2 separate regions of the Homo sapiens genome follow, and region 1 is linked to region 2. Evidence: read pairs that join two places in POLR2A ChIA-PET (ENCODE). Cell type or tissue: OCI-LY7. All regions are shown on one strand. Each heading gives the region's core, and the rest is flanking DNA. Links, peaks and the distances in the headings are about the cores only. Region 1 overlaps PLCG1 (phospholipase C gamma 1). Region 2 overlaps TOP1 (DNA topoisomerase I).

What was found. ChIA-PET counts read pairs that join two places held together with the same protein. Peaks named below come from ENCODE experiments on the same cell type or tissue, not always from the same donor. Only the 100,000 strongest peaks of a DNase experiment are listed, where the experiment ranks them.
Region 1: POLR2A ChIA-PET joins it to region 2 with 6 read pairs; 6 of 35 experiments call an interaction of 5 or more read pairs at or near these places.

What each region holds. Positions count from the first base shown.
Region 1 is chr20:41,141,301-41,156,469 of GRCh38, forward strand. The region is part of intron 1 of PLCG1 (phospholipase C gamma 1); the gene reads left to right. Among named protein-coding and RNA genes, the nearest start is that of PLCG1-AS1, 11 kb to the left of the region's middle. RefSeq lists enhancers at 4,554-5,054, 5,055-5,555. In OCI-LY7, for the core only: no CTCF peak of the experiment used is centred there; DNase peaks (open chromatin) are centred at 1,901 and 5,281; H3K4me3 peaks cover 789 bases; H3K27ac peaks cover 2,249 bases.
Region 2 is chr20:41,066,127-41,081,295 of GRCh38, forward strand. It overlaps TOP1 (DNA topoisomerase I), which reads left to right. Exons shown (of 21, transcript NM_003286.4): 4 at 10,045-10,168; 5 at 11,456-11,511; 6 at 13,959-14,054; 7 at 15,039-15,114. Among named protein-coding and RNA genes, the nearest start is that of TOP1, 45 kb to the left of the region's middle. In OCI-LY7, for the core only: no CTCF peak of the experiment used is centred there; no DNase peak of the experiment used is centred there; H3K27ac peaks cover 1,870 bases.

The DNA.
Region 1 (15,169 bases), core at 1,484-9,483, 74 kb after region 2:
GGTGAAGGAGTATGGGTGCTTGCTTTTAGGGAAATGAAAACAGGCAATGACAATTGTGAGCAGTACCTTTGATGAAGAGGGTGAGGGTGGCGGAAGAAAACAGCTAACTGCCTTGATGAGGCAGGCGGGCTCAGAAGGGAGGTAGTAGTGGAACCAGCTGGCTGGGGCTTGACCCCTGTGGCTGGGGAGCAGACCACACCAGGAGGCCTGCTCCGAGGGCTAGGCCCACAGCACGGGAGAGGGCAAGGCCCAGGCCGGTGTCATCAAGGGTTTTCTTTGTACTGGCTGTTACTCCCAGTGGGAGAGGGGCAGGAGCACATGTCCGGATCTCCAGAGCTAGCCATCCCTGCCTGTGTATTTCCTGTCTGATGTAGTTTTTTCCAAGGGAAGTCAGACCTTTTAGTGTTTCCTCAGCACCCCAGGCTTGCCCCGATGTGTGGGTTTCCAGGCCCCCCCGCCCAGCTGGGATCCTCTGTTTCCTGTGAACCTAGGAAAAGGGCCTGCTTCACAGATAACTGGAGGAGCTGAGCACACCCAGTCCTGGGACCCACAACACCTCCAGCTTCTCTCCAGACTCTTGTGTGTGTGTGTACACAGATGCACAGGATTCAGTTGGAGTTTAGAGATCTTGGCTACCAGCTTTGCTCTGGGTAGCTTCTTGGAATGAGGCACATTTATTAATATTTGCAATAAGTATTATTATACCTCCCCATTTGCCCAGTGCTAGGCACCAAGGATTCAAAAGTTTATTGAGACATGGTTTGTGCCATTGATGAACTCTTGGAAAAGACAGATGTAGAGGCATATGATTATAACCCTGTGTGTTACATACCATAATATAAAGGCCTCTACCAAGAACTGTGAGGAGCTCTGCCAGGAAGGCATTAAAGGAGAGGTGACCTTTGAGGTAGGCCTTGAATTACTGAGGCACCTGTCTGTGCCGAGGCTAAGGAACTGGGAATCACTCTGTGCAGGGGTAGGGAACAGATATGGTGTGGTAGAGAGGAAGCTGGGACTGGTTGGAGACAGCTATAGCCCTAGTGTGCCATGTCCAGCAGATTACACTCAGTCCTGGAGGCGACGGGAGTCAGCGGAGGCTGTTGTGGGACTGACTTGCCTCTGCCTGGGAGACCACAGTGGCAGTGGTTTGTCAGGCAGGTGTTGGGGAGGGAGGCCAGTGAGCTCCTACGGTTTGCACAGTTTGCAGGAGAGAGCTGCTGAGGGCCCAGACAAGACCTTCTTGCTGAGGCAGGGTGGGGATGCCATGGTGGTAGATGGGAGAAGGGCTGGGTCTTGAGGGGTGAGACAGAGCTTAGTAGTTAAGCATTTGGGCCCTAGACTCTGCTTGAATTAAAATCCTGTTGTGCAGCTTACTTGCTCTGTGACCTTAAAGCATATGACTACCTCTCTGGGCTGCTTATCTGTAAAAAGGATAGTATTAAATGGCATTTATTTTATAAGGTTTTTGTGAGGATTTGATGAGAACCTGTATAAAGTGCTTAGCACCTGTATAAAGTGCTTAGCATGGAGTGTGGCACAGTGTAAGTGCTTACTACGTAGGATCCCTGACAGGACAGAGATGAGGATTAAGTTCTCAGGAGGACCTGGTGGGGAGGAGTTCGAATGCACCTGCTGTCCTAAGGGGCTGGTGCCTGGCCACCAAGCCCTTTGATTCAGAGGCAAGGAGGCCCGCCCATCCTCTCTTGCAGCTCTCAGCAGTCCCTCTATTGTCAGGGCTCTTTCCCACTGCTGGTTTTGCAGGGAGACAGGGCAGTTGGCTGGAAGCAGCTGCTTTGGGTGGTAACCCCTTCTGTAGAGTGAAGGTATGATATTGTCCTATTTCTAAGTGCCTAGCCCAGGACGCTATCTGGAGAGATCTTGTCTTTGAGGAAGTGCTCTAATGCCACAGCCTCGATGTGGTAGGGCCTGCCTCTGCTGTCACTGTTCTGTGTCAGTCTCCGTTAACTCACAGCATCTCTTCTTACTCTGTGCCTTTTCCTGTGGGATGTGGCTTCAAGGAGACCACAGATGATAAGTTGGAGGAAGGGAGTGAGGCCTGAGATTGCAAAGGTGTGATATTAGGAGACTGATTTTTCCCCCTTTCCACTTGCTTTGTTAGAACTAGAGAAGTCACTGCAGACTGTGAGGAGAGTCCTAGGAGAGATGGGTGTGGGATAGGAGGATGGGAATGTTCTGGTGCCCCTTGTAGAGTGCCTTGTTGAGAGGAGCATGGGAACAGTGCGTCCTTGGAGGGAATCTCTGAGAGCAGCATGTTTACAGGTGGCAAGACTCAAGGTGGAGCCACGGGTGAGGAGTGGCTTCAGGCTACCATTGACCAGATAGTCCCACCTTGCTGGTAATTGAGCTGAAGTGCCTGGAGATTTGTGGCTAGAGCTGGTCAGATTTGGGTTCAGGTCTCAGCTCTTACTGTGACCTTGGGCAGATTACTTTTCCCTGTCTGAAATTGATCTTTAGCTGTAAAAGTAATTTCTCCTCACAGAGCTGTATATTAATAATAAGGGAGATTATATATAAGAGTAAGAGATTTTATGTGAAAACTACCCAGCACAACATTTGTCACTTAGTGGCCACTTAACAGTATTCATTTCCTTTACTCTCACCTTTGTTAACCACAGAGCTCCAATCTTTTCCACCACTAAGCTCGGCCACAAGTGGCTGCTCCAACAACCTGGGCTAGGAGTCTGTTTCCTACTTGCTTTCTGTGTTCCTTCCCTGAGTCTGTACACAGAGGACTGGGGCATCAAAAAACTCTGGAATTGGAATAGCATATTGGGAGTTCATGGAACATTTTCTCACCTGTTGTATTGTTTGAACTTCACAGCAGCTCCATGAATCCATGGAGGGCAGGAGTTACTATCCCTCTCTTACAGAGGAGAAAACCAAGCCCTAAGGGTAAGGTCACATAGCAAGTTCATGGCAGATCCTAGGATTTCAGATTCCTGCTATAGTATTCAGTTTATTCTCCCATTCTGGGGAAAATGATAATAGGATGGACCGTTCTATAGGAACAGAGGGTTATTTTGTTTTGTTTTGTTTTTCTTCCCTCTGGCCACATGTGTTTGACCAGCCTAGACTTCCATCTGTGGACAAGCTGGACTCATTGCCTCAATTTCAAAACCCGTCCTGCACTCATCCTTGCCACAACACCGGTGTCGAGATGCTTGGCCCACCCAGACCTTTCCCACACTCCTACATGGGGGTGAATGTAGCCGCTGATTGGGGGTGGGACACAGAAGAGCCTCACCCTCTTGACTTTCTGGTTTGTGGTGACACTTCCGCCTAAGCTTCTACAGAACATGGGAACCTGGGGCTCCATGCCCCAAATATCCTGAGAAGGGCTTTTCCAGGATTCTCTATGACAACTCAAGAGCATGCATTCATTCATGTGCTCTTTAATTTGTCATACATTTGTTGTGGGCCTTGCTACTGTGTGTTGGGCACACTGAGCTGGATGTGATTACTCCAGCCTCTGACTTGTTCATGGTGGCAGTAGATCTCTAGCGTGGTTTGTGTTCCATCTCACCATACCTACTCTCCTTAAAAAAAAACAAAAAACTAGCTTTCTTGGGCCTCAGTGGCTCATTGAATAAGTGAGAGACGACTTGTGCTTCCCTGGCTTTAGACTCTGGCATTTGCTAACTGTGCCAAGCACTGTGGAGACCAGTAGTGGACATAAGGTTAGGGTAGATACAGCCAGAAAGGAGATAAATAGGCAGACAGATAAAATTCTTATAGGATTTGGTGAGTTCTATGAAGGAAATAAGGCAAGAGGCTGCTCTGTCAGGGTAGGTGAGGGTGTGCTGTGATAACAAATGATGCCCACATATCAATGGCTGGCAACAAGGAAGGTTAATTTCCCCTGTTTGCTATGTGTGCTAACCTACACCACCGTCCCTGGAGAGTGGCCTCAGTGGTTCTGGGTGAGGCCTCTAGTACAGAACCTGAACACCCTGGGCAAACTAGGCTGGAGAGGGATTTGGAGTATGGAGGTTTAGAAGGAATTAATTTCTATGACTTAGGATGCATGTGGTGAGTGTGGCTTTGCTGTTGTGGTAGAGTAGAGTGCTGCCTGTGTGGGTCAAGAGACTGTCTTGGCTGACATCTTTGAAATAGGTATATTTGTGTGGCCCTTGCCTAATTGTCATCTCTGCCATAGCTGCCCCCGCCTTCCCCACCAACCCATGGCCCTACTTGAGCTGCCTGCTGAGCCTACTCTGTTGTGGCCACAGTATCCTCCTGCTGCCCAGAGTTTGAGTTTCTCGCTACTTCTGCCACTCATCACACTTGCTTCCCAGAGCTTTGCTGGGTGTGCTGAAGTCTCCAGAGAAAGTGGGGAATATGGGTGCCTAGAGACTTCTAGGGGGTGTTTTCAGCCCCTAGAGAGTAGAGAAGTGTGAGAAGGGGTTGGTCCCCGAATATTCTGTAGTTTTGGGGAAGAAGCAATGGGGACAGTGGAGTTGGTTGCCTTAAGAGAGGCTATGGTCCCAAGAGATGGGACTTGGAGAGTCTCTACTTGCATTCCTGGCTAAGCCCTTAATATTCTCGCACCCCTCCTTGCAAGACTAGTTCCTTTTGAGGTGGTTCTTGGCTAGCTTTTGAGAGGCTGCAGTGGCTGTGTGCCCAGGCTTAAGTCCTAGCTTTCTCCCCACTCTTTACCTCCTAGGAACCGGGCCCATCCTGGGGGAGGCAGGGAGGAGCTCCTTTTTATAGTCCACATGTAGGCTTTGTGTATAGGCTCTGCTGCTTCCTTCCGGCCCTGGCCCTTCCTGGTGTTGGCCGGTGGCCCTGGCTTCAGCAAGACTCAGGATGCAGAGTAAACGGGGCAGGGCGTTCTCCTACAGAAGACTGGCATCCCTTTTTACTGAGCCCAGGCCTGGCACAGAGGAGGCTGGAGTTAGGAAGCAAGAAAACGAGGTGACCCAGTCCTTGATCCTGAGAAGCTTGTGATCTGGACCATGCAGAAAACCGCTAATGCCCAGGGCTGGCAGGAGACAGCTGTGCCTAAAGTGCTGTAGGCTGGGCCTGAGGGCCAAGATGGAATCGCTTTTCTCCCTGTAGCAGCCCATCCTACCCCCTGGGGTCCCTCCACCTGCCAGCTGGCACACAGGTGTTGGGTAAAGCATCTGTACAAAGGCTGTGAGGGGCCTGGGCGCAAGGCAGCAAGGCTTGGGTACGGAGGAGAGTGGGTGGTCTTACTGATGTTCTGGGCCCTGACAGTGAACAGCTGGCCAAACTGGTGAGGAGTTGGGCCATGGCGAGTTTGGCCACTTGTTTGTGTGTGTTTAGTTCTTCCTGGGCACAGGTGGGGAGTTCACTTTGGGGTTGGCTTCCTGTTTTCTTGGACACCTGGGGATATGGTTGAGTTAAAATGTTCTGAGGGAAATGATTGTTGAGGGCATGGGCTTGGGTCATAGTGTCCTTGGCTTGGCCTTGCCCATGGTAGGAGTCGGGTATTGACCACACTGGGTTCTGGCTGTGTAGGTGTGGATGTGTGGTGGGAGAATTCCAACCCCACCTTGACTTCAGCCTAAGGCCCAGAGAGTGTGGGCCTGAGTTCACAGGGTGACTAACCCTAGGAAGGAGTGAAGGAGAGCTCCAGTTGGCCATAGGTCCCACAGGTTTCTCAGCTTACTTGGGGGCAGGAGGTGAGCTAAGGAATACAACTCCATTCCCTCAGTTGGGAGGTTGGGCAGCGATGGGGGCAGGGGTGATGGTCCTTCTCTGAGGCACTGAAGACCCACTTTATGGTCACCCTATTCTGCCTGATAGTCCACCACCTGTTTGGAGGCAGCTCCCCTCTTCCTGCCCTAGTCACTTCCTCCACCTTCAACAGTAATTGAGTATAATGTGCCTGTGTTAGCTTGTCCATCCTAACTGGGACTGTGGCCTTTTCTTGGGCGTTCTTAGCATATCTACCAAGGAGGTTGGAAAAGGTAACATATGTCACTTTGTTAAGGATTTTGCTGAGGGCCTTTTGAGGCCAGCAGTGAAACACAGAGCATTCCCTCCAGTGAGAACAGAATGTCTGTTGCCAGACTGATCACAAGAGGATGGCCTGGTTCTGGCCTGAGAACTGGTCTACACCGGAAGCATGAAGCTCCATACAATCATGTGTGCTAGTAAAGTTTGGGCAAGCAGCTGTCCTAAGCAGGTAAAACGATAGGTTATTCAACTTCAACTTCAGAGAAAGAAATCCAAGGTAGCCATCTCTCTCAGTAGGGGAGGTGAGTTCAAAGAATTTAAGCTGGGCTGGGCACGGTGGCTCACGCCTGTAATCCCAGCACTTTGGGAGGCCAAGGTAGGGGGATCACGAGGTCAGGAGTTCAAGACCAGCCTGGCTAAGATGGTGAAATCCCATCTCTACTAAAAATACAAAAATTAACCAGGCGTGGTGTCAGGCGCCTGTAACCCAGCTACTCAGGAAGCTGAGGCAGGATAATTGCTTGAACCCGGGAGGCAGAGGTTGCAGTGAGCCAAGATCGCGCCATTGCACTCCAGCCTGGGTGACAGAGCAAGACTCTGTCTCTTTAAAAAAAAAAAAAAATTTAAGCTGGGCTTTCTGGGCAGGCAGTGAGTGAATGAGATCCCTGGCACCTTGGAGTGAGATCAGAGTCTAGATCACTCACTGGGGCCCTGTTTCCCAGGAAGCAAAAAGGGAACAGGAGAGTGGCTTGGCTTGGGCTGGCATGGCGCAAAGGGAGTGCAGCCAGATGCTGTGGCGGCTGGGTCAAGTAGCTCTAAAACAGGAGAGCCTAGTGGGTTCTGCTGAAGCAGGATGTCTCAGCAAGCAGGCCTCTGACCTGACGACTTCCGGTCATTATTTAGAACGTCTCCAGCCCCACAGATTTACTCTGTTGGAGGCTTAAGGACTAAACCAACATTTACTGTCCAAGAGGTGGCAGTAACACAGAAACCAAAGAGGCAGGAACCAAGGTTGGGGTGGTGAGATGTCATGGGGTTCAGGGAGTGGCAGAGGGGAAGGCCTCTATTCTCCCTTTCCCACTTGTCTCCCTACCTCAGCCCCTGTTGCTCTGACGCTTCCCCCACCACTATGAGTCCTAGGCCCCTGTTGTTTCCTTGTAGGAGGGAGACCCCAGATTTTTATTTCTTCTCCCAACCCATTCCATTTCCTCTCCCTTGTGAGAGGGCTCTGCAGAGACAGGGCAGCAGAGAGAGACTTGGAGATATGCTGGGCTGTGGTCAGGAGGGCCTCATTTATCTAGTGAGCAGGAACAGGTTATATAGCAGTGATGCTTTCATAGTATTTTTCTTGAATAAGGTCCCCAAAACCTTATTAAGTTCCTGGTAGGCATGGAGCATTGAAGATGGCAGACATGGTGCAGTCTCTCAAGGAGTTTACGCTCTAGTGGAGAAAACAATCAGACAGCCTTAAAATACATGTATGGCTACTATAATAAATACTGTGAAGCAGGAGTGCACCACGAAACCTGGAGTCCTCTCCATCCTCCCCTTCTGTCTGTGCTGGCCCTGCTTGGCCACTTCCAACAAGGATTCTGAGGCATTACAGAGCACACGTCTAGGGTACAGGCAGTCTTGGCTTTGAAGTATTGTTGGCTTTGCCACTCACCAACTGCCACCTTAGGTAAGTTAATTAACCTCTTTGTGCTCAATTTCCTCACTCGGGAATTGGGGACCCTAATACTTACTTCATAGTGTTATTTGCAAGTATAAAATATAAGGCAGTTTTTATCGTTGTAAGGCAGTCTTATCAAGAGCTTTATGCAATGTCTATGCAAAGTAAATATGCAAGAAATTAGTGTTAGGATGCCAGATGCTGCTGTTGCTCATCGTCTCTTCCCACCCAGCAGAGGTAGTAACTACTTCATCCTCTACTTCTCAGCTTCTTATAGTATTTGTCTGTGGACTCTAACGTAAGCTATCTAGCATAATACTCATATCTAATTTTTCCTTCCACATTCAAGCTCCTTGAGGTACTTGTATTCCAAGTATCTAGTTTAATGTCTCTCATGTAGGTGCTCAGAACGTATGGTTAATTTTGAATAATAAAGCCAGTGGGACTTCTCAGAGGGCTGGATTGGGGGCTGGTGAGAGAAAAGGAGATGCGAAGGATCATTCTGAAGTTTGGAGTTTGGGTACCTGTTTGAATGGTGATGCTCTTAGCTGACCCAGGGGGTATGGCAAGAGGCCTTGGTTCTGGTGAGAGAGAGAAGACAGTGTTTGGTTTTGAGGAGTTGTCTTTGAGACGTTTTGAGATGAAGAGTGGGGATAGCAAGTAGGCAGCTGAATTGAAGGATCTGAAGCTTAAGAGGAGAGGACTAGGCTAGAGACCTGTTTGTGAATTATCTGTACATAGGAGGTAATTAAGGGTGTGGGCATGGCTGACACTGATGAGGAAGAAGGCAGAGCACCGGAAGAGAGGACCTTGACCTGAGCCTTGACCAAGGCCATTGCTAAATGCAGGTAGGCCTGTAGCGCACAAAGAAGCATGAAAACCAGGCAAGGTTGTGCAGGAGAAATCAAGGGCAGAGCTTCAAGGAGAGAGGGCGTGATCAACCATGTTGATTGCTCTGAGGTGTCAGGAAGGAGGACCATAGATAAGTGATTTATGGGTCAGGCACGGTGATTCATGCCTGTAATCCCAGCTCTTTGGGAGGCCAAGACTGGCGAGTCATTTGAGCCCAGGAGTTCAAGAACAGCCTGGGCAACATGGCAAAACACCATCTCTGCAAAAAATATAATCAGCCTGGCGTTGTGGTTTGCCTGTAGTCCCAGCTACCTGAAAGGCCAAGGTGGGAGGATCACCTGCACCTGGGGAGGTAGAGGCTACAGTGAGCCCTGTTGGTGCCACTGCACTCCAGCCTGGACAACAGAGTGACTTATGGGCCAGGCATGGTGGCTCACACCTGTAATCCCAGCACTTTGGGAGGCCGAAGTGAGAGGATCACTTGAGGCCAGGAGTTTGAGACAAGCTTGGGCAACATAGTGAGACCCCATCTCTATAAAATATAAAGAAAAATTTTAAAAGTGACTTATACCCATTGCTCTGGTTCTCCAAGTAGCCTGAGTGTACTATGTGGGGGAGCATTTTATGAGGGACTTTTGAGGTCCTGGGCATCCCTGAGACATGGCCCTGGTGGGTCCCCAGTCTCTCTCCTGTAGCTAGGAGCCTGGCATACACAGGCCATCTAGAAAGAACTTAGGCAGCATCAGTCTGCAAGGGAGGCAGAGTTTGGAGCACACTAGACTCCTGACACAGAGGCTGACCCATGGCTGCCTGGAGAATCTTCTGGGCTTGTGCAGAAAAGTTGGGGAAAGCCACCTTTCCCTACTGTGGCAGTCAAGGCTTGGTATAGGCCATCTTCCCTCCCTTCTCATCCATGATACTCTGAATGCCCTGTTTGTGGAACTTAGTGGACTCCTGCACCTCTGTCTTGGTTTCCATGAACCCCTCTGCCCAATGTGTGCTTGTCAGCCCTCCAGACCTGGCTTTTACAGAGCACTCCAAGACATTGCTCTACACACACTCAGCTCCACAGACACCTCCCTGTTGTTCTACTCGTTGCATGACCTCATAGTTATCTGCTTCCCCATCTGTTTCCTCCATCAGGCAGGGGTTTTCTCAAAGGCAGGAACTCAAATGCCTTATTGATCTCTGTTTCCCTAGGACCCAGCCCAGGGCCTGACATGGAGTAGATAGATGCCCGATAAATGTTTGATCAGATGATGGAATGAATGACTGCATAAGCCGAATAGATCACTGCTGAGTGCTCTTCCAGCTTTAATTTCTCTGGGTGGGACCTCCTTTCCCTTCCTTCCTTTGGATTCTGTTCTTACCTCTGAAATAGGTGAGATTAATTTAGAGTCCTAGGGAAGAGGGCTGCCTGCCTGGATGGTACAAAGGCTGGCTGTGGCTGCTCTGTGTTTCTCTGTATACCCAGTGTCAGGGATAGCAGCTGCTGTGGGGACACTGCAGAGTGTCCCAGTTCTGCCATGACTCACCATATGACCATGACAAGACCCTTTGGACCCTCTGTTTCCTCATTGTTTCAAAGAGATTTGTCTAGAATCTAGACCAAGCTTGTCCAACTCGCTGCCCGCGGGTCTGGTTTGAAGGCAGCTGCTGCACAGTAATGGGAAGGACAGTAAGCCCCACCATCGCCTTCCCTTTGCCATATAACCCTGTGACCTCAGAAGTCCCTGAACCCAGATCCTTGTTTGTAAAATGGAAAGGGATAGCTACCCACCCCTCCACTTTGACCTTCCTTTGGTGGCAGCCAGATGTGCTCAGGGAAACCTCAGATTTGTGAGTATGTTTCTACTGAGAGGCAGGAGGAGGAATATTATAGTCTCAGGAAGAGGGAGGAATGAGAGGGAGAGGAGAACTCTCACCCTTTCCACAGGCTTTGGGCATATGCAGCCAGCTTGGAAATGCTGACCATCCTGTGACCTGGCTACTATTGCATCAGGCTTCCTTCCCACCTGTGTCCAGGTCCTATCTTTGTCTCTTCTTTGGCTACCTCCATCCTTTTCCTTCAGAGCTGCAAAAACCTTGCCAAAGCCGTATGGTCCTGATGGGTGCAGAGCCCCTGTGCCTCTGGCTGCCTGTGAAGGGGGATCTGCAGTGCAGTGCCTGCCGTACCCCACAGGGAGTTGTATAGGAACCTGGGGATGGGGTGACTGAGGTAGGGGGCCAGAAGTGGCCCAGATGATACTCACTTCTGCTGGAACTTTTCTTTGTCCATCTTTCAGCATCCTCTGGTGGAGAAGGCTTAGCTCCATTAATGCTCTCCTAGGTCCTGGCTGTGTATTTTCTTTGGTATGGGAGTGGGGAACTGGGAGGGACTCATCTGTTTGCCACAGACTACATGTGGAGAGGGTGATTGGTGAGAGGTCATTTTGGAGATCTACACACCTCTTCTGACCCCTGGGACCACTCTCCTGAATCTCCTCATGGTCTTGGCTTCGGGCCCAGCAGGGCGTGGGTGCTCGGCATCCTGCTGCTTTTACTGTTTTTCCCAAAGCTCTGTTAGCTTCCCGTGGTTCCCACTGGCTATAGGAATCTTTATGTAAGGACTTCCCAGTGTTTCCAGACTGTATTTGCCCCCAGGGGTCACATTCCCCCCAACTATGCCTGCTGCTGCTTTTTCTGTTCCCGTTGTTACCTCACTGACCACTGCATTTTCAGTATTTGTTGTAGCCCCTCAGCCTCTGTGGCCCACTGTGCCACCTCTTCCAGGAAGCCATCCTTGATACCATCTTTCTGGTACCATTTTTGAGCATCTGTGGCCTTTGCTGCCTGTTAGATAATTAGCTCTGGAATCTAACTCCCATGTGTTTACTCCTGCTCTTAAGTACTCTGAACATTTTGAGGCCTCCCCAGGCCCTGGGTTTGTGTTGGACTGGTAGGGAATGGAGAGAAGAGTCAAATGTGGTTTCTTCCTTGGAGGAGCTCATAGGCCAGTGGCCTAAGACACCAGGGAAGCACCAGCAGGTGTGACAAGTGGTGACACACAAGAGAGGAGGGGGCACCTAGTGTGCCCCTGGCCTGGGCCTGGTGGGGGCTTAAGTGAGGAGGTAGGAGTGGCTTGTGCAAAGGCTGAGGCAGGAAGGAGTATGGGGAGACATGGGCTGGTGTCTGTGTTGTGTTAATTGGACTTGGACCCTTTTGAGGAGGGCTGGGCTTTCCCTGCCTTCCTCCAGTGCCCTCTGCAGAGTGGGGCACACAGGCCTTGAGGGGTTCTGGGGTCCACAGGCCACAGGTGGGGGTAGTAAAAACCCCCAGAAGGGAAGGAACCTGTCCAGGAAATCTTCGCTTACCTCTTTCAAGCTCTTTAGATTTTAAAGAGACCTTTCATATTTACTATGAGTTGCAGTTTTTTTAAGTTACAAAATTTCTTTACTCCATGCATGTTTAAATGGATAGTTTTTGCTACCATTTACATCAATTAGCTTACACACTTTGGGTTTTGTGTTTTTGTTTTGTGTTTTTAGAGAAAGGATCTCGCTTTGTTGGCCAGGCTGGAGTACAGTACTGTGATCATAGCTCATAGAGCTTCCTACTCATCTGCAGCCTCAAACCCTTGGGCTCAAGTGATCTTTCCCACCGCCTCCCAAGTAGCTGGGACTACAGGCATGTGCTACCATGTCTAGCTAAGTTTTTTTAATTTTTATTTTTTGCAGAGGTGGGGTCTTCCTCTGTTACCCAGATGGGTCTTGAACTCCTGGCCTCAAGCAGTCCTCTTGCCTCAGCCTTCTAAAGTGAGCGTATGCACTTTATAAAGGGAAAACCCTCTCTGAAGAGAAATATTTCAGACAGGGCATGGTTGCTCATGCTTCTAATCCCAGCACTTTGGGAGGCCGAGGCAGGCGAATCACTGGAGGTCAGGAGTTTGAGAGCAGCTGGCCAACATGGTGAAACCCCGTCTCTACTAAAAATACAAAAATCAGCTGGGCATGGTGGTGTGCATCTGTAATCCCAGCTACTTGGGAGACTGAGGTATGAGAATCACTTGAACCCCGGAGGCAGAGGTTGCAGTGAACCGAGATTGCACCACTGCACTCCAGCCTGGGCAACAGAGCGAGACACCCAGACCCAGAGAAATATTTCAGTGAAAGCATGTTTCATGTTCAGAAATTTGGGGTACTTTTGGTTATGGTTTTCTTGGCCATATCTTCATCATTTGGTGGGTTTAGTTTTCAATATGTCCTCCTGTCCCTTTCTGATTAAATCACTTCTGTATCTCTTACCTCATTGGCATCTCACTGTAGTCCAATGAAGGAGGTGCCAGGAGTGGTGATTCTATTTTGCAGATGAAGAAAATGAGGCTCAGAGAGATGGGTCCAGGCCTCCTGCCCACCTTGCCAGTGCTTTTGTTCATAATACCTCTCTACACCCTTTTTGCCTGCTGAGCGGTTAACAGGCTTATAAATTTGGGGGACCTCTGTCTGTTGGGCTATTTGGAAGTGGCTTTTTTGAGCACAGGGGATACTAGGACACAGGTTCCAACAAGAAACTTAGGTCTAATTTAGGGTCTTGGATTTGATGATTGGGCTCCCTCTCCCCCTTCTAGGGCCTGCCATGTGTCTGCCCCCTAGGGCAGGATTGGCTGGCTCTCACTGGCTGTGCTCTGAGGAGCCCTGCCTTTGCTCTTCTCTTTCTCTTCCCTAGGGTTCCTGCTGTCCTTGAACTCTGCCGGGGCAACAGGAATACTGCCCTTATGCACATCCTCGTGGTGGCCAGACAGGGTGGTTATCCCACTTTACTGGACAGGAAGAGAGCTAGTGGCAGGCCTGTGACTTGGCCTGATGTCTCGGGGGAGTCGGGGTGGGAGCAAGAGTCAAAGACAGGAAGCAGCCCTACCTTCAGAAGAGCCAGGCACACAGATGGGTCCTTTGTGGTTATTGTCTTCTCCCTTTCCCAGGTTCCAGACTGGCTGCCCGCCATATAGCTTGTCCCTTCGACAGCACCCTCTCTCCCCACTCAGTGGATTGGGTGCTGTCCCAGGGTGGGGGCTTACTCTCCTGCAGAGGCAGGTTCTCAGCTGGCCCTGAGGGTTGTATAGCTTCACAGCTCCCAGAGTGCTTGGGCATAGGGTGGCTCAGATGAGGAAACAGGCTCCTCTTTTAAAGGGAAAGCAACTGCCATTACTGGCATGTCCAAAAGGGGGATGCTGTCCAGGACTGCATGGCCCAGAAGCTCCGCTCTGAGTAACTGCTGGTCTCTAATCTCTGTGGTCTCAGGCCAGGAGTCTGTCCCTGGGCTGAGAAGGGAGGGGAGAAGAGGGAAGAGATGGAAAAGGAACATTGCTCTTCCCAGTCTCCCTGGCCTCGTCATATAACCTTTTATTTTACAAATTCAGTCTTGTGGCATTTTGCTTTAATGCTTAGAGCTGGCCCCAGGTGCCAGGCAGCAGGCACATTTCCTTCTGCCCAAAAAACAAAACACACATGAATCTGAGGTTGGGCGTGGTAAGGGCAGGCCAAGGCTGACCGTCCTATGTGGATATCTGTGAGGTAGTGTGCCTACATGTAAGGGTCTGTTGTGGGTCTACTCCCACGAAAGCCTTCATCTTACGATGAACCAGAGAGGACTGCAGACTTGCCAAGGCCTAGCTATATGCTTGGAGCCAGGATTTGAAACTTGATCTTTGGGGATGCACGTGCCTCAGACTATTGGTGAGTGTGCTGGTGGGGCACTGCAGGCTCAGGAAGCAGCGTGTCTGCATATGCTTATCTGTACACAAGTCTGTAAGAGTCCCCCTTCTCCCCATACAATGCCCCCATCCCTGCCAGGCTTCTTTTTGAGCTGGCGAAATAGCTGCTTGTATTCTTCTCTTCATGGATCATCTTTATTTCACCCAAGTTTGGGTTTGCACCTAGTGGAGCCTTGGCAAGTGGCCTTATTTGTCTCCACTACTGCCAGCTTTTGTAGGCTCCATGTCAATGGCACTAGGCACACAGGTAGACAGGTGGGCTGTCTCCAGACTTCTCTATTACCAGCACTTCCCAGCATGGCCCTCACAGCAACCATGTGAGGTAAGAGGAATTTCCAGTTTCCTGATGGGGAAACTGAGACCAAAAGAGTGAGGGACTGCCAAGGCCTCATAGCTAGAATTTAAGAGCTGTGTGGTTCTCCTCACTAAGCTGGGAAGGGGATGGTCAGGGAAAGCTTCTTGAAAGAGCAGGAGAAGGCAGATCTCCATCAGGGCAGGGAGCAGAGCAAGGCCCCAGGATTCTGCCTGGGGCACCAGGAAGCCTGGCTTATGAGAAGGTTCTCAGTCCTCAGAGCTGACATGTGATATACAGTCCAGGCACAGGTGTGTGTGGTCCCTCATTACTTCAGAGCCCCTTAAGAAAGACTGAATCTATTTCTTCATCAGAGTTTGTGAGCGATTCAATATAAGGGACTAAATCCCCCTCACTGCCCCAAGCAGCTTATCTTGTCACTGTCTACCATAGCCACATTTGGAATGGTAATGCCCAGGCCATTCCTGAAGCCCAGGCAGCATTCACTGTGGGCTTGGGGACATGGTGCCATTCCTGAAGCCTGGGCAGCCATCACCATGGGCCTGGGGACGTGGTGCTGGGCAGAATGAATATGCTGCAGCCCTGATGGGCTGTGCTGGCTGGGCTTTGCCTTCTTGGGTCAAGGCGAGCCTGGGCATTA
Region 2 (15,169 bases), core at 2,849-10,848:
CTTTTGAAAACTTATCTTCTCTAACACATTCTACTTTGTTTTGGGAGGAAAGATACAGTAAAAGTGACATAAAGGGCTTTGAGACATATAAGTTTGGCCCTGTCCTGTTTTACAAAAATCTTCTCTTAAAAAAAAAAAAGGGATGTGATTTTTTTAGAAGAAATCCTCATCCTTGTACATCCATTTAAGTCTCGTGATCTTGGCTAGGTTACTTAACCTTCTTCAACTCAGTTTCTTCATCTTCATCTTGATACATGCTTCACAGGGGAACCATGGGAGTCAATAAATATAGAAGCTCTTCAGTTGTGAACTGCTCTACAGATGTGCAGAGATGACACTTTTACATCTATTTAAAAGCATACTTTTCCAAGATCATATTGTAGGTAAATTCAATAATTTGTTGTATGTACTTTTGTGCCTCTTTTCTTTTCTTTTTTTTTTTTTTTTTGAGACAGTCTTGCTCTGTCGCCCAGGCTGGAGTGCAGTGACACAATCTCGGCTCACTGCATCCTCCGCCTCCCGGGTTCATGCCATTCTCCTGCCTCAGCCTCCCGAGTAGCTGGGACTACAGGTGCCCGCCACCATGCCCCGCTAATTTTTTATATTTTTAGTAGAGACGGGGTTTTACTGTGTTAACCAGGATGGTCTCAATCTCCTGACCTCGTGATCCACCTGCCTCGGCCTCCCAAAGTCTTGGGATTACAGGCGTGAGCCACCGCGCCTGGCCACTTCTGTGCCTTTTAATATTTTCTTCATTCCTATAAAAATAGAAGCCTTTTTGCCAAGAGCTATTGGAAAAACCTGGCCCGAGTTTCTGTTTACATATGACATGACTAAATCTAGCCCTTGGTTTCTTATTCACATGAGTAAATTTTAACAGTTTAATCAGATGATCTGTTGTAAGCAAACTTTTAAGTACTTCTTGTTTTGATGTCTACTGACACAGTACCTCTTTGCAACAAAGCAAGGATATTGGTTATATTCCAGTAAAATTATTTTATTATTTTTTTTGAGATGGAGTCTCACTTTGTCACCCAGGCTGGAGTGCAGTGGTGTGATCTCGGCTCACTGCAACCTCTGCCTCCTGGGTTCAAGCGATTCTCCTGCCTCAGCCTCCCGAGTAGCTGGGACTTACAGGCGCCTGCCACCACGCCGAGCTAATTTTTGTATTTTTGGTAGAGACGAGGTTTCACCATATTGGCCAGGCTGGTCTCGAACTCCTGGCCTTGTGATCCTCCTGCCTCAGCCTCCCAAGGTGCTGGGATTACAGGCTTGAGCCACCACACCCGGCCTCCAGTAAAATTTTATATACACTGTGATCCTTTTAAAGTACCTCTGATCTTTTTAAATAGTTTAGGGTTTCTTCGATTTCTTCTGTAGCAGATTAAAGAAATCTGGGGGATTATTTAATCACATCTGAACCCCAGAATAATTAGTATTTAGCATGTTCTGTTCCAAAATGCTTTCATTTATTCCAATCCTTGCTAATCAATTGTAGCTAATTTTGTGGCCATTTGTTAGGAGAAAACAAGTGTTTCAGATGTGTTTCTGTGTCCCTTCCTTCTCTGCTAGATATTAGCACCAATCATTTGTCATCAGGCTATACTTAGGACCCAAGCCCAGGAGGCATTTACTGTCCTGTGCAGTAGCAATACTGCAGACTTGGAGTGGGAGAGTAGCCATTATGTGCAGAAACAAAATGGGGCTATGGATCCACATCCCAGAAGATGCCATTTGGTTTCCTCTTTATTGTCCTCATGCAAGGTGCAAAACAAGGGAGTAGGTATTAAGAATCATTTCATCTTGTCTTCTCTTTGTGTGGACAGGAGTCTGAGGTCACATGCTCTAAGTCCCACAGTGATGTGGTAGCAGAAAGAAGAGGATGTGAGACCAAGGATCCTGAGTCCCCACTACATTATTCCTTCCAGTGAAAAATACCTCCCTGTGTAAAAAGAGTTAGTTTTGTAGCTAAACTGTCTGTTTAAATACAAGCACCCCTTACTTGTATGCATATGGTAGGCAGCTCAGGTTTAAAAATGTCAGATCACCTCAGGCACTGCCTTTATCTCTCTTTGTCCCCAAATCCCTGAAATCTTTGGCACTGAAAGTATTAATGTCATCAAATTCTGAACCTATGAAAACTTCATCTCTGTCTTTCTCTTGTCTGGCCTGTAACATGACAAGAACAGCTCACACCAAAGTTAGAAGATAATTTCATCAGTCATCACTTATCTCTTGACACTGCTTCTTTCTGTTAGCGTTAATATTTTGCTCCTCAGATCCTTTTTCTTTTTTTTTGGAGTCAGGGTCTCATTGACTGCTAAGCTTGGGCGCGGTGGTGTGATTATAGCTCACTGCAGCCTCCCTGGGCCCAAGGGGTCCTCCCACCTCAGCCTCTTGAATAGCTGGGACAATAGGCATGCACCACCATGCTTGGTTAATTAACTTTTTTGTTTTTAATAGAGATGGCGGTCTTGCTATGTTGCCCAGGGTGGTCTGGAACTTCTGGGCTCCCACATTGGCATCCCATAGTGTTGGGGTTACAGGCATGAGCCACCATGGCCGGCCCTCTTTTAAAAAATACATAAATAATCTCAAAAGGAATACTCTTCTAGATGCCAAGGAATTACGTAGCTTGTAGGATCTCACGAGCTACCTTTCTTAAAGGGTTACATTCTTATCCATTGTTTATCTTTAATAGTAGATCTCTTGTATAAACAGAATATTATTAAAAGCAATTTGGGAGGGGGGCTTGATTTTAGAAAATAAGAGAATCGTGTGAAATGAAATTCCTCCTAGTTTTCGACTCTGTGCATCTCTTGCCAATTTTAAACCTGGCATTCACACTGGAGTGACAAATTTGTGGAAAGCAAGGGAAGACAGAAAACTGCTGTAAAATAGCAAGGGAAGTACTTTTCCAGCCATATTGGCAGTGCTATTCTGTACTGTCAGTGTGAGAAACATCTGAGAATAAGGATGCTTTTGGCTTCTGCTTTCCTTTTAGTTCCAAATCCTACCTGAATTGTAATTGAGAGAATGTAGGATTTTAGGAATATGCACTTGAATTACGCATCTAGTTCTCAGATTAGGGGAGATTTTTCTGAAATTAATAAAATTTAAAAGATATGTTTGCTGCTTTCCTTGTGAGTGGTTTGCCAAAGCCCTCCCTTTGTCTACACATCACTATATCATCCTGTCTGTGGGAAATGGACAACTAACATGGGTAGGCAGAGAAGATTGAACAGTTTGGAAATGAGGAAACTCAGTACCACCACCATTCACATGGGAGTCAGTATGATATATTGAATAGCACACTAAGATAAAAGTTAAGAGGCTGGGTTCTGTCATTTATAAGCTACGTGTCGTGATCCAAGGTGCTTAACTTCTCTGGGTCTCATTTTCTGTTTTGGTCAAGGGTTGATAACAGTACCTGCTTTATCAATCTTTCAAGTTTGTTTATGCACATGACAGCTCTTTGGGAACTGTAACATACTAAATAATTGAGATAATGATGGTGATGATGATAATTACCGCAAAGCCTAGTATAATATCATGCAGATAAATTGGAGCTCTTGAGTTTGGTAGTTGAATCTAATTCAGTAGTTATTGATAGCATTCAATTTGGAGCCCTGATATTTTCAATATTATATTTATCCCTATCATAGTACGCCATAATCATTGTTTTTAAGATTTCATGGTGGAGACAGCATTTGAGCTAGCCATTCAAAGATGGTTAAAATTTTGCTAACGGAAAGTAATGGTTAGAAAGAAAAACATAAGCAAAACATAGAGGCATTGTAGTATATGCTTTGTTCTGGGAGGAATCTAGTTAGGTGGGTTACACAGGGTGGAATAGTAGAAAATGAGACCCAAAAAAGTGGCTTGAGGCAAAACTATTAAATGCCATTTCAAAAAGTTGGAACTTGTTACTTACACTAACTAAAAATCGGGGGGAAATGTTGGGACTCGATTCTGAGCTGAGCAAGAAGCCACTGGAAATACTTGAGCAAAGTGGATATAAGACTTAGCTACAAATGACATGAAGGGTCTAAGAAAAAGGGTTCCTGTCTTGGATAACTGGGTGGCTGTTCACGCTATTAATAGAGACAAAGAACTTAAGGGAGGAATGGGAGTTAGAATGGGTATCGGTTTTGCCATCTTTGGGCACATCCTTTTATCCTCTCTGGCCTGAAAACAAAGGATTAAATAATTTCTAGGAAATTACATTTACCTTGAAGTTTTGATACTTCTATAATATAAAACGCCGGAGTCCTTGTGATTTTGTTTAGAGATATATAATCGGCATTGTAGTGTGTAATGATGATGGACATTAAGGAACCCTTGTTTCTTAGTGCCTTTTGGAAACTGGCTCATTTCAGAAGCTGCGCTCTTTTCCCAGAGGCAACTTTTGAAGTTACTTAAATATTTAATTTAACAAATATCATTTAAGATTTAACTGTCTACTATCCTTGAAAGGGTCATGAGTTTCCCTCCTAAACCAAGACTTTGAAGCTCTCTGTGCTGTCTCACAGGAATCCCCATGATCCAACTTCATGTGACCTGCAGAGGTCTGCTGCCTTGAGGAGTAGACAGGTAGCTGGGCTGTTAGTGGCTAAGTCCTTTTCTCAGAATATGTGGAGGCTCCTTCTACCTTTAACAGTGCTTTTTTGCTTTGTTTGGGAAGTAACAGAGTAGTCAAGTGCATGACCCTGGAGCCAGACTGCCTGAGTTTAAATCCTGTTTCTCTCTTTAGAGGTAGTTCCTTGGGTGAGTTACTTAACTTGTCTGTGCTTCAGTTTCCACATCTGTGAAATGAAGATACCAGTAGTTACCTGAGTTTTGTTACCGATATCAAATGTGCTTAGATGAGTGCTTGGCACTGGGTGCTACTCAAGTATCTGTTAAATACTTTTATGGGGGATAGAGGACAGATTTAAATGGTTTCCCATAGCCAACATTCTAGCTTTCCAGAATATCAGTATTTTGTTGTGGTAGCGGTGGTCTTTTTTCCTAAAGAAACAGTGCTTCGCCAGAAGGGAGACATTGTTCCCTACTGGCTCCCTACTTCCACCGTTTCTCCCACTCTTCTATATAAGTGCCTTAGAGAAACTCTGGTCACCCTTTTCTGTGGTCTGCTTAGCTCCAACAAGAATCATAGACCAAAGGTTTTGCTGTCATCACTTTAAAAATAGTGTAAGTTATTTTTTTCTTTCCTTTTTTTAAATTTTTTTTTTTTTGAGATGGAGCCTCAGTCTATCGCCAGGCTGGAGTGCAGTGGCGTGATCTCGGCTCACTGCAGCCTCTGTCTCCCTGGTTCAAGTGATTCTCCTGCCTCAGCCTCCCCAGTAGCTGGGATTACAGGCATGTGCCACCACGCCCAGCTAATTTTTGTATTTTTAGTAGAAATGGGGTTTCACTGTGTTGCCCAGGCTGGTCTCGAACTCCTGACCTCAGGTGATCTGCCCGCCTCGGCCTCCTGAAGTGCTAGGATTACAGGCATGAGCCACCACGCCCAGCCAGATTATTTTTTCTTTAGTGGAATTCAGCCAATTGAAGCATAACACATGGCATGAACACTCTGGAAAGGTGGCTTTGGATCTTTCCATTTGTTCTCTTTAGCGCTGACTTTTGCTTTCTAGTCCCTGCTAGTGTGTTGGAATCTTACCCCATACAGATGCAAACTATGAACCAAGAAGTCAGCATCTATGCCTAGCCAATAATTGGTTGTTTTCTCGTTCAGAGTTCCTCATGCCCATGGGGTAAATTCATATTTCATCCATAAGTGTGACCATTGCAGAAGTTCTAGGACTGCTACTGTCTGTATTTTTGTCCTTCAGCATATCCCAGACTAAACTTACTCTTAAAATATGTTTGTCCAACCTTTGGTTTCCTTCCTATGGTTGATATTAAGCCTTTCTTCTACTCTTAGAAGACAAAATGGGGAGACAAAAAAGGCAACCCTGAAGGTTTTTATCCTTTCAGGGTATCTAGCATTTTTCTAATTTAGCCCTACTGAAGTTTCTTCAGTAATTAATCATCTGTTTTTCAGCCTCTAACCTGGCTAATATTATAGCCTACAATTGTACTTTTAAAGCCCTTTTGTGACTTTGACATATTGTGTCTATTGTGTATGGAAAAGTAGCAGGATCAGTATGAAGATAATACAGTATCTCTTAAAACAGGCAGCCAGCAAATGAACTTTCTGCATTGGTCAGAATTTCCATCATTTCACTGTTAATGAGGAAAGTACAGTTCTTTAGCTACCATGAAAGTCAAACATATCCTAAGCCTTTTGGAAAAAGACATACATGTTAGAAAATCTCAAATGGATGAGTCAGCCTGACTGACCCCACATTGACTCCATTTTATATGCTGGCCAAATCCTGTTTCTGACTTTCCTGGCACAGCCCTGGACATGCTTCTGTATCATAGGACTTGTTCCCCAGCGCCTTTGCTACTTCCTTCAGGCACATTCCTAGGAAAGATTGGCAGTGGGGTTTGCTCTTTGCCAGCACTCCTGCCGGTTTGGGGGTTATGGATGCCAGGTTGGGCTCCAGGCACTCTGCTCTCCATTTGTGGAGGCAGGGACGGTAACAGCACCTGACAAGTAGGGATGATCACATTGTATTCAGAAGCCTGGTGGAGCTCTATAAACCCAAATTTCTAACAGTCTCCAATGTAATGCCCTGTAATAGAAGCTGTCCTTAACCCTCAATCATCTGTATTCAGCTAGTATAAAAATGCAAATCTGCTCTTATGCCTAAACAGTTAGGAGTAGAGGAGACTTGGCTTCCTTTGGAAAGTCAGGATGATAGCTTCATCCCATTCTGGTTTTTGTGATTAATTGTGACCTACAAAGGGGTTTACTACTCTAGCAGGAACTTTGAATTTCCTATATACATCTCTTTCTGGTTAGCAGGCAGAGGAAATATCGTTGACTTTTGGCTTCCTGGCAAATGTCTCATTTGCCTTGTCATTTGTTGATTCCTTTTCCCTGATCTCTGTTTGGTGTGATAATGTACAGCAAAGCTGAAAACCGCAGGGCTACATGTACACTTGTAGGTACCTATGTTGTGATTGCCAAAAGGCTCAGAAAGCCAGTTTTCTAGTGAAAATGGCTAACATTCTAAGAAATGCTTTCACTGAGAAAGAGAACGGGTCAGGGGAAGGTGGAACTTAAAGGAAGATGGAGTGTTCCTGAATTCAGATTCCTGAATTAGCCATTTATAGTTTCATGGGAAGACAATGAAAAAAAAAAAAAAGAAAGAAAGAAAAGAAAAGAAAAGAAACAAGCAACCCCAAAGGTTTTTATCCTTTCAGGTATCCAAACATCTTTATTCTAGAAAGTTTCTCCTCGATGGTAAAATAAAGCTAGGACCTTATAGCAAGTCTCAGACTCACCATGGCTGTTTCTTAACACCAGTATACCTTAAGCAGTAGGTATCAATTTAGTGGAAATATAAGGGTATTGATATGTAGTGGAGGCTGCTCTGAACTTGGAGGTGGAAATACTAAGTTTAAATCCCAGCTTTTCTTTTAACATTGCAACTTTGAGAAGTCTTTTAACCATTGTCTCCTGTTTGTATCAGCATGAGGGGATAGATAATAAAACCTGCCTCACAGGAGTGTTGTGAGAATTGAGTGAAATAATGTATGTGAAAATACCAAGTACAATGCTTGCTTAGAAAGTAGAATTTTGTTTTGCCATCCCCTCCCCCACTATAGTTGGCAGGGCAGGGGGAGGCAGTATATTCATCCATCAATATTATAGATGCAATTGTTCCCAGATGTTTTGCTTTTAGGCAAAACCTTGTATAGATGACTGTATACCCTCTTACAGTTGATGCTTAATAAAACAAAACTACCATGGTTTTATAATGGAATGGTAAGCTCAAACATTTTGCTGGTAGTATAAAAACCAAGTGCCTGTGATTACCTATACATTAACTCCTGAAGAATCAATTATAATCTCAGCAACCTTGCTCTTTGACCATTCATTCTAAAGCTTGGCGAAGTTAATGAGAACAGATAATAGGAGTGCTAATGCAATTGGAAGACTTTTTTTTTTTTAAACAAAGTAAGGAAGGGATACATTTTTAAATAAAACATTGCATTTTGGTAAAAAACACAGATTATGAGAACACATTGAGTTAGAGGAACATCATATTGATTCCAAGAACAAAAAGCATGGTGGAGAAATTTTGTAACCATGCAAATCCAGTGTGCTCTGTTCTCATGAGTTAAAAAGAATTTTCCTCCTATAGAAACTTGTTATTTAAATGTGTGTCACATGTAAATAACAGTCTAATGAGAGCAATATAGAGGGAGAAATATGTAAGCAAGGGAAAGTGGGCATTGTTTTGTTTTTTTTTTTCTCCATCTATTTCAATACTTGGGTCTTTCCTAACCTATAGTGTGTCCTGTTTCTCCCTGGCTAGATTTCTTAAAGTTTCTGCCTATTCATCACTCAAGTACCTATCTCAAGTTGTAGCTACTTTTGTGTGCAGGGTGTAATAGCAGATGTTCTCCTGATCTAGATTTTGTTGCTCTGCCTAACTGCATGCCATCATTTGTTTCTCCCTTTGTGATCTTCTACTGTAGTCAAGTGTCCCTTTAGAACAAACTTCATGGGATGGACATAGCCTAATGAGCTCATTGCTGATGAAGTCTTTTTTTCCTGTGCATTGGTTAGTGCAGTAAGCAAGGCTCCTTAACTGCCTGTCCCAGTGTACTGAAAAATAATAGTGTTCTCTCACCTTAAACTACAACTTGTGGTTTTTGCTTATTGCTTCTTTAGTCTTTGACCACATGCATGTTTTTACATAGTTGCAGTTATTTTATTATATTCCTTTTTCTGTCATAAACACTTTCCAAATGTGTTTGTGGTACTCAAATTATAGCTTAGCAGTTAAATAATTTGATATATTACAGTTTCCCCTCTTGTTAGGTGTATCCAATTTTGGGGTTTGTTTGTTCGTTTTTGTTTTTTTCTGTTGTTGTTGTTGTTGTTTAAGGGAAGCACCAAAATAAACCTCTTTTTAAAATTAATTAATTAATTTTTTTGAGGCAGAGTCTCGCTCTTTCGCCCAGGCTGGAGTGCAGTGGCACTATCTCGGCTCACTGCAAGCTCCGCCTCCTGGGTTCATGCCATTCTCCTGCCTCAGCCTCCCGAGTAGCTGGGACTACAGGCGCCTGCCACCACGCCCGGCTAATTTTTTGTATTTTTAGTAGAAACGGGGTTTCACTGTGTTAGCCGGGATGGTCTCAGTCTCCTGACCTCGTGATCCGCCTGCCTCGGCCTTCCAAAGTGCTGGGATTACAGGCGTGAGCCACCGCGCCCAGCCCAAAATAAACATCTTTATATGTAATGTTATTTCCCTAAGATAAATTTCCAGGAGCTTGATCCCAGGGTAAGAAGCTATGAACATTTTCATGGCTCTTGCCTTATAATGTCATATTTTGCTTTTTAACCTTTAACAAAGAACATTCCTATGCCCTTGCTTTCAGATGGGTCTTTTCTTATTGTGAGGAAAGGGCTAACGTAAGTCCCATCTAGAAGTGACTAACTTGCCTAGTTAAAACTAGAAGGAAATATCCACTGTATTGGGCTGTTTACTCCATAAACCCTGGCTTGGCTACATGTGTGGTATGTTTCAAGTCTGGCACAAAGCCACCAAACACATTTTTGGTGAGTTGGTTTTAACCTGCTCACATCAGATATGAATGCTGAAGTTGGAGCTTTCATTATTGTTTTTGTGCTGGTAGAATGTTGCAGAAATACACAGGGCTGGCTGTGTATTCTTAGTCACTTTAAAAAAAATGTCCTGGTGTGTCTAGAATGATGGTTTCTGTTCTTTGCAAAAATAAAAACATCAAACAAGATAAAGTCCGATGTAGCCAAGACCCTCTACTTGAACCTTCTGTCGGTACTGTTTGTTTAAGTACTGTAAGTTTCCACGGTTCATGTTATCTTAGGATATCTTGTGAAACGAATCCTTGTGGTCCCTACTCTGGGCTAACGCTTTGTGACTTAACTTTTTACAGTGAACATAAAGATTCTGAAAAGAAACACAAAGAGAAGGAGAAGACCAAACACAAAGATGGAAGCTCAGAAAAGCATAAAGACAAACATAAAGACAGAGACAAGGAAAAACGAAAAGAGGAAAAGGTACAGAGTTTTCTAGTAGGGGAGGAAGGAACGTGGATGCACTTTTGTTTACCTTTGAAAGCAGATATCTTAATTGCATAGTAAGATCCCTTGGTCTTGAAGTGAAAGGTTTCTTGTCAGGAGAATTTAGAGCAAACTGTAGTCTTAAACTATAAAAACTAAGCCTTTTACCACCATATGTTTCACAGTGGCAGATCTGTCCATATCATTACCTTTTTTACTTTATATTGCCAATGAATACATTGAGAATGCATTAGGGAAAATTAATTGTTTTTGGGAGAAGGCCTAATGCCTTGATGGTCTTCTGTTCATTAAAGGTTCTTCCCGAGTGAAAATTTAGTGATGCTGGTGTCTTTTGTGGCATTTGGTTCCAGCATAACCAGTGCAAGCCTTCTAAAAATGACTAGGCTCACCCAGCTGAGAATGAATAGTACTCTGTATAGTTTTAAAAAGAGATTGTTTTTATTTTAGCTTTGAAAAAGTAATTTTTGTACTTGGTAAATTCAGATACTATGAAATAAGGAATATGGTGAAGAAGACATCTCTTCACCCCTGACTCACTGTCTCCCATCCTTCTCAGAGGCAACCGCTATACTGATTATGTTTTGTATTCTTCCATAGATACTCTGTATATCTGTATGTGTGTGTGTATCCCTTTGTGTGTATATATGAAGATTTTTTTGAAAGATAAATTTTCTGACGAATCTAGAAAGCAGGAAGTCAAAGGGGAGGGGGTCATGAGTATACTTTGCCTAAGTAATAGAAGACAGGGCATAGACTACTTTTTTGTTTGTTTGTTTTTTAAATAAAGATGGGGGTCTCACTGTGTTGGCGGGGCTAGTCTCGAACTCCTGGCCTCAAGCAGTCCTCCAACCTCATCTTCCCAAAGTGTTGGGATTACAGGCATGAGCCATCACATCTGGCCCAGTTTATATGTTTTGTTTGTTTGGTTTTTGCTTTTGTTTCCTCTCTGCACTGCCAATGGCAAATTCTTGAGTAGTGGAATGTATTTATTGGGGAAAAGAGACCTGCCACCACTTAAAAGTAAAAAGCTGCCATTTTTAAGGGAAACCTTTCTCAGTGAGTTGGACAGTTTCACCCAGAAGAATTGTTAAAAACGAGTTTTGGACACATTTCAGGACCTTTAGTTCATCTGTTCAGTTTTGGTAACATAAGAGCCAGCTTGTGATCATGATGTCCCAGGAACTGATGCTACATATTCTCAAAAAGAGGTTTCTTCAAATTTAGTCCTTTCAAGGTACTAGTTACTGTTGTTTTACTTTTCAGGTTCGAGCCTCTGGGGATGCAAAAATAAAGAAGGAGAAGGAAAATGGCTTCTCTAGGTAAGACTTTGCTGCTGCGTGGGCTTCCCTTTCTCTGGGTGGACAGCAGGCCAGCTGCCTGTGTTGTAGTGTTGTCTGAGTTAACCCAAAACCCACTGACCTGGCCATCTTGATGGTTCCCAGAAGCTCAGCAGTGAGAAGACTCGGTCTAAGCCAACCTGAGCCTTTCTACAGTGCCATATAGTGAGACTGACCAGCACATTTTCCAGAAGGTTATTTCGAATAGAGAAGGTTGACAGGAGAGATTTTTAAAAATTGAGATTTGACTTGCATATCACAAAATTTGTATTTTAATGGTATACAGTGTACCATTTTTTTTTTTTTTTTTTTTTTAGTATATTCACAAGGTATTGCAGCCTCTTCACTAATTCCAGAACATTTTCATTTCTCTAAAAAGAAACTTCATATTCAGTAGCGATTATGGAGTTTTCTGAAAAATCACTTAGTCTGATTTCATCATTAGTAATATTGGGAGGCTTATATATAAAAGATCATTTGACCTACATGTTAGGGATGAGTGTAGATTTGGGTAGAATTATGTTATCTCTTTTCTAGAAGGAGAGGAAAATGCGCAAAATCTAGAGGTTACTTCCTATACTGTTTTTACCTTTATAATTTTGTTTTCCTCAGCCTCAATTTCCTAAAATAAGCCCAGAGGTCCCCTCTAGTTTCGAAACAACTAGATGTTTATTGTTACATATTCTCACTTCACTGAATGACAGAAAGGATTTATTAGAAATGGTTGTAAGTGTTTGCATTATTGACTGGGACAAAACACTTTGAGAGTTTTGCTTCCTTGAATCTTTGAACTTTCAGTTTCATTTGTTAAAATTTTTGACAATTGTGCCTGGTACTCTGGGGTCCTTTAGACAAGGAGAAAAGCAGGTGCCCTCTTCAGGCATGTTTCATAATTGTTCTAGGAATGCAGAATAATACAATTCAGGAAGCATTAGAGCTGCAAGCTGCCCTAGGAATTTTGATTTCTGAGATAAAGTGACTGAGGAGGCACTGCTGGGCTAATCTCTGCCAAGAGACTGCCTTGGATTTTTATTAAACTGATATGAATAAATTTTTTGGACTTGGTGCATAGTCATGAATTCATTTTCAGACTTTTTGGGTTAGAAGATTAGGAACACAGCCTTCTTTGAGGCAGTGGTCTCTATGTTCACTTTGCTGGACTCCTTGCTGGCTTGTGTATATGTCTTTGTAGAGAATCCAGATGCTTCACTGGAATACAGTTTTCAGGTAAATTGTTTTAGGACTTCTTCCTTCAGACCTAAGTAACCCTTCCCACAGTTTTTGTCTTCAGTGTGACAAACTTAGGATCTAGCATTTACTTAACTAGTTGGGTAAATGATAGGCTTTCTTTCCTTCTGGACCCTAGGGTCTGTGTCAGTATTCAGGCAGGAGGGGGAACAGCTGTAGAAGCTGGCATTTGGTTAGGGTGCTAAAATAAGTTCTTTAAACATTCAAATTCTATCACAAGCAAGGGGACCCAGTATGCTTTTTTTGGTCGGAGGTACTCTTGAAACCCTGTGAATATACTTTGCAGTGGGGTCGGGATTCTTAATCCTTGGATCCCTCCACAGGGGGCAGCTGCATGTAAGGAGGCCATTTCTTGTACTAAGTTAAGGCAGTGAGGTTCTGAAGAGATGTGCCAGGCCAGGGAGCATCCCATGGCTGCAGTGATTGCTGGGCTCTATGGTGTTTTTTACTTGTTCCTTCTCTGTTTTGGTTCAAGATGTTTGTCTCAAAGGATTGTCTTTTTATATTTATATTTTGAAGGTAAGATCTTAACAAATAGTAGTGAGACACTCTTCTGTATATAAAGTAAACCTAAGTTAGGACGTTGAACAATGAATAGATTTGGCATAGGATACCTTCTGTTTATTCTGGTTTAACACGTGCCCTACTTTTGTTGTAATGTTGTCAGCTTGGTTATTTTTCCATGTAGCTAGATATACATGTACGTTATTGCCACATTTTTAGAACTTTAAGGTACTAAGTTGGGGAAATCAATGTTTATTCCTTTCCTTGTAAAAGCTGTACTTTAGCTTTTAGAGTACTGGAACAATCAGTTCAGATTGTGGGGTCAAATATATGGTAGGTTTCCATGTAAGGCAAGAAAACACCTTAGGTTTATTTCTGGAGTGGTTCGTGCCATGCTGGCAAAGATAGCTAAGAAATAGTGAGAAAGAATTCTGACTTAGAATAAAGAGTCTTGATCCCAAATCCTGATATTGCCCATTCACCTGTACAATGAGGACAAATACTATCTACTTCACAGGATTGAAGTGAGAAAAAGTGCTCACAGAACATCTTCATGATATGTACGTGGTTATCCTTATTTCTGTTAGCTTCTTTTCAACGAAATGACATATTCCTTCTTTGTATTAATAGAATACAGATGTTCTAGCACTCTGACCAGCAATTTTTTTTCTCTTTAGTCCACCACAAATTAAAGATGAACCTGAAGATGATGGCTATTTTGTTCCTCCTAAAGAGGATATAAAGCCATTAAAGAGACCTCGAGATGAGGATGAGTGAGTATTTTCTTAAAACTTTGACTTTTGAAAACAAAAAGGAGGAGTTTAAAGAATAAATGTGATGTGTTTCTTTATAATACATATAGAAACTGCATTAATTGGCTTTTACTCATTTGGAATTTGTGATTAATGGACTGATTTCTCTGAACTATGAGAAGTAGAGTTTGCTAAACAAGTAGTATACCCAAGGCTTACATGAAGATTATATAAATTTTTATTACTGAAAAGGCAATAGATATTTATTGTAGAAATTTCAAATAATACAGAATTCATGAAGAATAAATTATTTAAGTTACTTAAAATTTCTTATTGCCTACCACAGATAACTTAAAGCAGTTTCTCTTAGACCTATTCCTGTCAGACATTCTAAGTGAAGTTTCAGTGTGTAAAAATAATAAAACTGCTCATAAAACGGTCGAGGCTTACATGTATCTCTTTCCCCAGATTCAATGAGATTAAATTATATTCATTATTTTCACTCTTATATAGCTTACTATGCTATTGTTATAGTAGAAATTGGATGGAAAGGGAGAAGGGAAATACTTAGTGAACTCATTTGTATTCATTCAATATAGAATTTCTTTCCTCCACATTCCAGTGAGTTACTGCTATGTGGTAGCTAGTGTGCTGTGTGTTTGGTTCCCAAACTTTCATCTTTTATTTTTATTTATTTTATTTTATTTTTTTTCCCAGACTTTCATCTGATAATGATATTTATTTCTGCATATATCCCCCCACCCTATTTTGCTTCCAGGCCGGTGTAAGTGGTTTGTTTTGTTCTATATAGGGCTATAACTATTACTCTTTGGTCTGACCTTCATTATTTTCTCTATTTCTGTTAGTCTTGACCGTAGAATGCCCAGCCAAGAATAACAGTGATTACTCTTGCCATGGAGGCATCCAAGAGTTTGTAGGTCTCCTATGAGTGAGAACTCCTGAATCATAATTATGTTAACTGTGTATTCATGTTCCCCTTTCTAGTGCTGATTATAAACCTAAGAAAATTAAAACAGAAGATACCAAGAAGGAGAAGAAAAGAAAACTAGAAGAAGAAGAGGTTAGTAAAGAGACTTAGGTCCTTTGGGGCTTGAGTTTGGAAGTGGGAGTTTTCC